Linked DNA regions of Homo sapiens: region 2 is linked to region 1. The links are chromatin loops, found by intact Hi-C in ENCODE. Cell type or tissue: sigmoid colon. All regions are shown on one strand. Each heading gives the region's core, and the rest is flanking DNA. Links, peaks and the distances in the headings are about the cores only.

Evidence for each region. A loop is a pair of places that touch in the nucleus more often than their neighbours do. Peaks named below come from ENCODE experiments on the same cell type or tissue, not always from the same donor. Only the 100,000 strongest peaks of a DNase experiment are listed, where the experiment ranks them.
Region 2: it touches region 1 in a loop (2.2-fold over the local background); 5 of 110 quality-filtered maps call a loop at or near these places.

The regions. Positions count from the first base shown.
Region 1 is chr6:45,588,873-45,593,268 of GRCh38, forward strand. No RefSeq gene overlaps it. Among named protein-coding and RNA genes, the nearest start is that of RUNX2-AS1, 14 kb to the left of the region's middle. In sigmoid colon, for the core only: no CTCF peak of the experiment used is centred there; DNase peaks (open chromatin) are centred at 1,649 and 2,189; H3K27ac peaks cover 567 bases.
Region 2 is chr6:45,653,602-45,657,997 of GRCh38, forward strand. No RefSeq gene overlaps it. Among named protein-coding and RNA genes, the nearest start is that of RUNX2-AS1, 79 kb to the left of the region's middle. RefSeq lists an enhancer at 2,095-3,294. In sigmoid colon, for the core only: no CTCF peak of the experiment used is centred there; DNase peaks (open chromatin) are centred at 2,329 and 2,579.

The DNA of each region.
Region 1 (4,396 bases), core at 301-4,300:
AAGACGAGGGGTCAGTCAGGCTCAATGTGATGGGGTTGATCAGGAGAGGGACAACAGGGTGTTGGCAAACCTTCTGTAAATAGCCAGATAGTTAATATTTGCAGGTCCTATTATCTCTGTTACAACTACTCTACTGTGCTGTCATACTGTGAAAGCAGCCAGAGGCAATATGTAAACGAGTGAGCATGGCTGTGTTCCAATAAAACTTATGGGCATTGAAATTTAAATTTCCTATAAGTTTTTCATGTCACAAAGTATTCTTCTTTCAATTTTATATTAAAAAAAAACCAATTCTTAGCTTGTGGACCATACAAAAACAGGTGGTAGGCTAGATTTGGTCCATGGACCACCGTTTGCAGACTTTTGGGGGTGATGTCACAGGACGAAGGAAAAGACCAGAGGCAAGAGAAACCTTGGCAAGTTAAAGAGCTAATGGAAGGGTGTGATAGATCATTGAGTGGGAGGCTGGAGGTGAGGCGTGCTCCTGGAGAGGCTTCAGACACCCATAGCTCGGCTCCATGTGCCACTGAAAGGTTGGGAGTAGTGGAGAGAGATCAGCTGGAATGGACTTCAGAAGAGGATCCATTCTGGGATTATACCAACATTCAAACCATTGCTCAAACTATGTTAGGCCAGAAAGTCTGGTTTCAGGTTCTTCTGAACTCCTTCAAGAAGAAAGAGCAACACACAGGAAAACAATGCCCCGCCTTGAGAACACCCAAGATTTAACACAAATAATCATCTTGAGGTTGGAGTGTGAGAGGTTTACATAAATAACTTCACCAATAGGGTGGATGGTCTATGGCGTCCTTGCAAAGTCAGCTGTGGCAGTCTATTCCTCCCCCTACCCTCCTTATAATGATACTCCTTTCTACTCATTTTTGGTCTCCTCTTCCCACATCCCATTGGTGTTGTGTTCCCATCACTCCCACTTACCTCATCCCCAGCTCTCTTGAGTGCAGAATCAGATCACCTTGCCTAAATGGCACTGCTACTGTCTTGATTGGTCTCATCCTGATTTAAATGCTACCTTGAAACCTTTGTAAATAGAGGTTCACTATTTCCTTAGTTATTTCGTCCCCCACTTCCCACACCTCCTTGTGACACCAGGCTGCAAGTGTATGCAATAACCTGGACTGGACTGGGCAGAGGAAAGATTATGTTTACTCTCACTTAATTATATTTTACTGAAATTAAATGTGTACCTCAATGAAACATGACACATCACAAAATCTAAGCAGACTGTTTTTCTACACCTAGTACCTGATCTTAGCCTGGTTTCTTGCACCTTTTTCCAGATTTCCTGGACATGGTGTTTTGGTGCAATACCTACCTATTTTAACTCCATCTCTCTTCCAACTGCAAGAAGGCTTTGGCTTTCAGCATTTGGAGTTTAAGATTTGATTACTCATCCAGGGGAAATATTCAGAAGTGATCTCATAGGCATGATTTGCACCTTGCAAGCTTGCTTAGAATATTAAGCAGGGGGTTTTCCAAGTAGACTTGCCTCACTGTCCTGTTTGCAGGCCTAAATTATGAAGCAATTAATATACAGCACATAAAACTGTCCAGTCTGTTTGTTCTTGCTGTCATATCGTCAGTAATGATGGCAGGAACTGACTAATGAACCGGCCCAAGTATCTATGTACACTGAGAAAGAGAGAGGAAGAAAGGGGGCCAGTGGCAGAGAGCACGCAGAACAAGTATAACTCATATTTCTCAAAGAGCACGACTCTTCCATTTCCTAATGCTTTTCTCATGAATAGTTTGGGTCTTTTTTTTTTTAAAGTCTTTATGAAATTTAAGCCCTGTTTCCCATTTCACTGAAAAACCTTTAAGAAAAGACATTTTTCATACTTAAGACTTTTTCAAATCTCTCCTAACCAGTTACACTCTGTATTGTATCTTTCGTAGCTGGCAGCCATCCAGCGACAATCCTTAAAAATCCCTTTACAGTTTTAGAGGAAAATACAAGCTCTCATTTACCACTGGATCGAGTCAGAAAATAAAAGCTTAATGCCTTGACAGGCCTGGATATTTTTTTGAGGCCTAAGTCTGATTTATGGCAGTAGCCGGCAAACCAGGCTGGTGAAATATTTGCTGCTGCTCCTAGGGATATGGAAAAATGAAGTGTGAAGTTCTGGGGAGAGCAGGCCACAGCCTTCCAGTCACTAAACACTCCCACCAAGTTGGCAGGGGAACAGAGCCCTGGGCTGCAAGATGAACCTCAAAGGAAAAGGGAGGAGAAAAGGACTGCGCACCGTGTCAAAATACTGCCAAGGCTTAACGCTCACCATACATTTTGTGACCTGGGGTAGGATGTTTATGAGGGGGGTTTAGGGAGGAAAGAGAAGAGAAACATTTTCTTCCTTCTTTATTTATTCTATTTTCTTTACAGCTTCCCTGTAGGGGTTTCAGTCCAAGTAGAAGAAATTAAGAGCAACAACAGGAATGTAGGAAGTTGCTTAAGCCCCCATCATAAAATTGTTCAGATCGAAAAATATGATCTGGTTAGAAAGAAAGCACTGGCCTGCCTTAGGGCTTGCAGCTTCAAGGTGGGGTGACAGACCCACTTCCCCACACCATGGGTCCCCAGATCTGAGAGCATGGAAGTTGAGATTTTCATTCCCATGAAAAGGGAATTTCCTAGAGGTAGAAGTGAGGTGAGTTTTCTCCCCTAGAATTTTGTTGAAGTGAGTCATCACAAATGCACAAGCCAGGCAAAACACTTGGTGTTTTTATTTTTTCTTTCCTTTATGTAAAAAAAAAGTATGTATATATATAAAACAGTTAATATCCACTGTTTAGATTTGTTTTTAATTTTAGGTTTCTGAAGTAGAGTCTTGGATACCCGTGCTTGTCTCAAAGAGCTTTATCTGTACTTGGTGTTATTCACAGAGGAGATGAGTGGAGCCCCCACAGAAAAGCAGGGGTTGATTTTAGTTGTTTTCTGAAGTGCAAAAAAGTTCTCTTCTAGTTGATATTTTTGATAAACAAAGGCAAAAAAGGGCAAAGATGGAAAACATGCATCTCATTTTCTCCTCACACGAACTTATCTTCGGAAGATCAGTTTCAAAATCTGATTCATTTGAGGGTTGAATAAGGGTTTTTTTTGTTTTTTGTTTTTGTTTTTTTTTAAATAACAGCACTTCTGTCTGCTAGGCAGAGATTTATGTTCCTGTGAAGTCTTGGGTCAGTTAAAGCCGTCTCAGTAATTACAGAAATGTTTATATCCATGTGCAGTCATCCCCCTTCCCCTCACTAAATCACTAATAAACACACCTACTCTCACTCAAACAGACTCCCAGACTCACCTAACGCCCCCACAAAAACTATCTCACTCATTTACTCCCTTATCACAAAGTTAAACGTAGAGGTAATTCAAGTCAATAAATATTTATTGATGCCTACCATGTATAAGGCACTGTTAGGCAATGCAGGGGATCAGGGTCGGGGGCTGCGGGTGGAATACAAAAGCAAGATTCTGGTCCCAGGCTTCAAGATATTTGCAATTTAATGGAGGAGGAAACTGGACTTTGATCCATTTGCCTTTTAGTAAAACCTACATTTTAAAAACAATAAAATGTGCCTTTGTTTTTTCTACATGGACAGAGAAGAGGAAGAAATAGGGGTCTGGAGAAACGGAGCGGACTTACTTGCCCCATGCCACAAACAGTAATAGCAAATATGATTGGGCTTGTCGTATGTGCTGGGTGTGAGGCTTAGCACTTCCGATGCCTAATCTCATTCAGTTCTTCACAATTCACTGAGAGGTAGGCTCATCCTTCAACAGATGAGAAAACTGAGGCAAAGGGCAGTTAAGTAACTTGTCTAAGATTATAGAGCAAGGAAGTGTGTGGCTGAGGTTCACAACCCTTTTCAGAACTCTCTTGGTCCCATCATTAACCTGAGATTTAAAACTTTTGTCTCCTTCCTCCTGGTCCAGTGATTTTCCTATCTGTCTCTGGTCCCCAAGCCTGTGATGATGAGTTGGAATTTAGAAAAGCAACAACAACAACAGACACACACACAACATTTTACCTTTTCATTTATTTTGAAGGGGCTTGGAGTGCAGAGGCTATGGAGTGCTTTGCAAACTATTTTTGTTTATTTGAAAGCACCTAGATTTCAGCCTTAAGGAGGTTTGTAAATACTTGTAGAAAAATTGAAGATGGTCATTTCCTAGCCATCCTTCTTGGAAAAAAATCTGTTTTAGGAAACTGACTAATCCAGGGCTTGTACAAGGGTGACCAGACCTCCAGCGTGGCTGCCCTGGTTTTTGGTAACCGATGTGCTGAAAGAGATCATCAAGCTCTGAATTTCCTCAATGGTGACTACCACACACATACAGGCCTTAAAACACATACCCACAGTTCAAATATTTTAGCAAATGTCC
Region 2 (4,396 bases), core at 156-4,155, 65 kb after region 1:
CATGGAGCTCTTGACCCAAACACTTGCCAGTGTTGCCAGTGGGAATGAGTGACCTGAGCCAGAAGGTTGGCTGTGAAATGCTTGGAGGTTGCAACACTTTGCTTATAATGCAGATGAGTGTAAGAGTGGTTCTGAAAGTGTCAGGCTCTAGACTTTACTTTCTCCCAACCTGCATCCACACAGTCTCAACAAAGCCATTTTACTAGAATTTGACACCCTGATGACTAAAAAACCAGACATCTTTGAGGAGGCATTAATGTTTAGTTAGAGTCCAGGACTGGGTAAGTAATCCTCATCCTCAGGAGCCTCCGGGGTGCTTAACCCATACCTGATCTATCATGTTCTCCATAGCAATTTATTTTATCAGCTCTTCCCATTCCCATTTTATAAACATTTATGGTAATGCCATATATAGATCTTTCAAGTGCTTGGACAAAATTGTGAATTAAGGTGTCAAACTTCTCCTCCACCTTTTTATTGTGGTAAAGTATACACAACATGAAATTTACTATTTTAACCATTTTTAAGTACATAGTTCTGTGGCATTAAGTACATTCACACAGTTGGGCAACCATCACCAGAACTTCATCCTTCCCAACAGAAGCTCTGTATCCTTTAAGCACTAACTCCCCCTCATTTTGCTTTCTGTCTCTATCAATTTGACCACTCCAGGAACTTCATACAAAAGAAATCATACAATGTTTTGTGTACTGGCCTTTGTGACTGGCTTATTTCACTTGGCAGAGGTCTCCAAGTTTATCCATCTTGTAGCATATATCAAAATTTCCTTCCTTTTTAAAGCTGAACAATATTCCATTGTATGTTTGTGCCACATTTTGTTTATTCTTTCATTCATGGATAGGCACTTGGGTTGCTTCCACCTTTTGACTCTCGTGAATAATATTGTTATGAACATGGGTGTACAGGTATCTGCTCTCACTTCTTTCTCTTCCCTTCTTTAAAGGTAGTCTTTGAGCAGAAGCACCTCTTGGCTGCTTGAATCCATCTGGATGGCTGCCCTTCTCCCTTGTCTTGACTTGGCTTTATTATCAATTGATGATGAAGTCTGTTTCTGATGAGCTCAACCCTCAGCCACCAGAAAATTAGGCTCTGAATGATATATACAGAAATAAATGTGTGATGACTTTTCTAATGTCACTCCTTGGGAAATCACTAGCACTGCTAGAAACAGAGACTAGGGATTTCCCCAGGGCTGGGCCTTCTCATTCTCAGATGGTGGCCCCTTAGGGGTCAAAGCCACAGAAGATGGCCAGTATTCTGCCTGGGAGAGTCAGTGGGCACCTCCCAGCCAGGGCTCCTGGACATCTCTTCGGAGATCCTGGTCCATTGGCTGCAGCAGAGCCTGGATGAAGCCAAGGCCGTGGTTTCAGCTGCCCCTGGGCCAACCCTCCTGACTCAGTGGCTATAGACTGCATTGCTACTCTCAGGCAGCTGACCTAAACAGCACTTGGACTTGAACAAACAAAATGAAAATTGTAAAAGAAATTTATAATAGAAAAAAATCACATGTTTTCAAAATAGAGGATGCCCAAATATGAGAGAGAATGGAATGAACTGAACAAACATGGGTGTTGGAATCAGCCAGATATAGATCAAGACATGGGTCTTATCAGCCATGGGGTTTGTGCAAGCCATCCAAATTCTGTGAGCCTCAGCTTCCCCATTTACAAATGGATATAGGGTCATTAAATGAAAAAAAAATAAAAAACATGAAACTTGCTTTTATTGAGCAGACCTTATTGCATATTAGAATCACCTGGAGAACTTTTAAAACCTAGGATGTCTGGGTATGACTCCTAGAGATACTGATTTAATTGGTCAGGGGCACCGATAGTGTTTATAAAACTCCCCAGGTGATTTTAATGTGCAGTCAAGGTGGCATATAACTGGCCTAGAGTGTAGCAGACCCTCCTCAAATATTAGCTTTCCTCAGTCCTCCTCCCATGCCTGCAAAAACTCTAGAAAGCACATGCCCTCCCTCACATGGAATAGCCTTGGCATCAGCTGCCTTGGTTCATATCACAGCTCTGTGCCAGTGACCAGGGTTCCTAACATAGCCGAGCCTCAATTTCCTCAATGGTAAGATGGGATTGATGACAGAAACCACTTCTAGTTTTCTGTGAAGATTAGAAGAGATAACGCATGGCTTGGAGTTAGAGAGTACACAATAAATGTCAGCTCTTATTGTGAGCATGGTCAGTGTCAAGTCAAGAATCCCATCATTTCCACTGCAGCCAGCCCTTCTCACCCCCTCCCTCCCCAAACCCCAAAGCAGAGAAACCAACCCTCCTGTTCCCTGCAGAGGGCTGGTCAGTTCCAGCTCTCCTGCTGAGCCATGTTCCTAGGAGATGCCTGGTGAGAACTTGGGATCAGATTGAGTCAGAGGTATTTGTAGACTTGACTCACCAGGTCTTAAAACCAGAAGATTGCCCTGTGGGTCTCATGACATTCCTGGAAAATAAAAGAAGTGAATATTATTGGGCTGAGTTCATCAGACACTCAGCCCTCCCTTTTGTATGCCGGTGCTTCTGAAGAGAGCAGGCAGCAACTTAGCCAAGTCTGAACCATCAAAGGCAATGGCCTGGTTGCAGTGCAGGGAGATGTTGCTTCTCCTGAAGACAGGTCTGTTCCTCTTTCCATTCCTCTTCTCTTCCAGTCCCCCAAGGCTATCGACTTTCTCCTCCTTCCAGGTTCCTGGGAAAATGTTTCTGAGGGCTGCCTCTGGTGAGGTGTGTCAGAGCTGAGCTATTTTCGAGGGCTGGGTGTGGGCTGGGAAGGGGCCACCCATATTCCAAAGAATAAGAAAGGGAAAGTTCCCCTTCTGGAGCCAGGATTTCTGGAACCTTGCACTGAAGCCCCAGCCAGGTAGGGGACCCATTTCTCTGAGGCCTTCTTTCCCCACACTGCGTCACATCCCTAACAATAGTAAGTCCTGTTGTTTCCACATCCCAACTATCTCTAGAATCTACTTCTCTGTATCTCCAGAGCCACAACCCTAGCAAAAGCCACTGCCATTTTATAATTTCTCACCTGCAACTGCAACCTCCTGTTTCTACTGTTTCTATTCTCTCTACCCTTGTCTTCCCAACCTGCCACCGGCAGGCAGGTAAAATTTTCAAAATATAAAACTGATCATGACACATACACGCATATGCACATTTAAGCTTAATACTCTTTCAAAGCTTCACATTGCTCTTGGGATAAAGGCAAAACCTCTAACAAGTCTGACAAGGTCATGTAGATCAAGATTTGGTTTGGCTATGAGTGACAGAAAACCCAAGTTAATAGGGGTTTGAATAGATAAGGTTTTCTTTTCTATGTGAAGAGTCTGCATTTCAACCAGTGAGGATTGGCACAGCAACTCCTTAAAGTGATGGGGGACTCAGACTACTTGAGTTATCTGCTCTGTCATCCTTAGTATGCAGTTTTCACTTCACAATCCAAGAGGGCTGCTTGAGCTCCAGCCATTGCAACCAAATCTCAGCTCACAGGAAGGAGGAATTGCACACAGCACTTCTACTTGCATCCTTCTGTGCAGAATTTAGTCACATGGCTACAGGTAGCTGAAAGAGAGGCTGGAAAATGTAATAATATTTTTTTCCAAGTGGCCATAGCCCACCAAAAATGGAGGAAGAAGGGGAGAATAGATATTGAGTGATAACTGGCAGTGTAAATCATATAGTACTCCTCTCCTGAGCATCATTATACCTCATGCCTTCTTCCCTTGGCTCTCTCCACTCCAGACACACTGGCTTTCTCCAGATGTTCCACACATTTGCAATACTCCCTCCTGCCATAGGCCCTTGCTCATGCTTCAGTGTTCTCTCCTCCCTCCTACTTAATTACTAATCCTTCAGAACTCCACTCAAGCAGAGTTCCCTCAAAGAACCTTCCAGAGGTCAGATCCTCATATTTAGAAGGGATTTTTTATCCTCCTCTTGTATGTTTAGCTTATAACATGTAGATTCTGTCACTGTTGCAATCACACATTTGTTTTGTATGACTATTTTCTGCACATCATCTGTCCCATGATGAGGACAGAATTTAGGCTTGGTTTTGTGCACTATGGAGCATCCTGCCTGGCACACAGTAGGTGCTCAATAAGTATTTCTTGAATGAATCAATGAATAAATTTAGATATTACCTAAAATGTATTAAAGGGGGACCAAGAATTAGGCAAAGGGTTTTCCTGGGGCAAGTCATAGGGAGTGGCTGAGAGGGGTTGGGAGATGCATTCTAAATAGTCCATCCAAATCTAGTAGGCTTTAGGTGTGGCAGAGAAAGTGTTGACCTGGAACTCAGAAGACCTGTTTTCTGATCTCAGCTCAGCCATCAACAGCTGGGCCACTGCCTAGAGACAGAAATGGTCAGATGT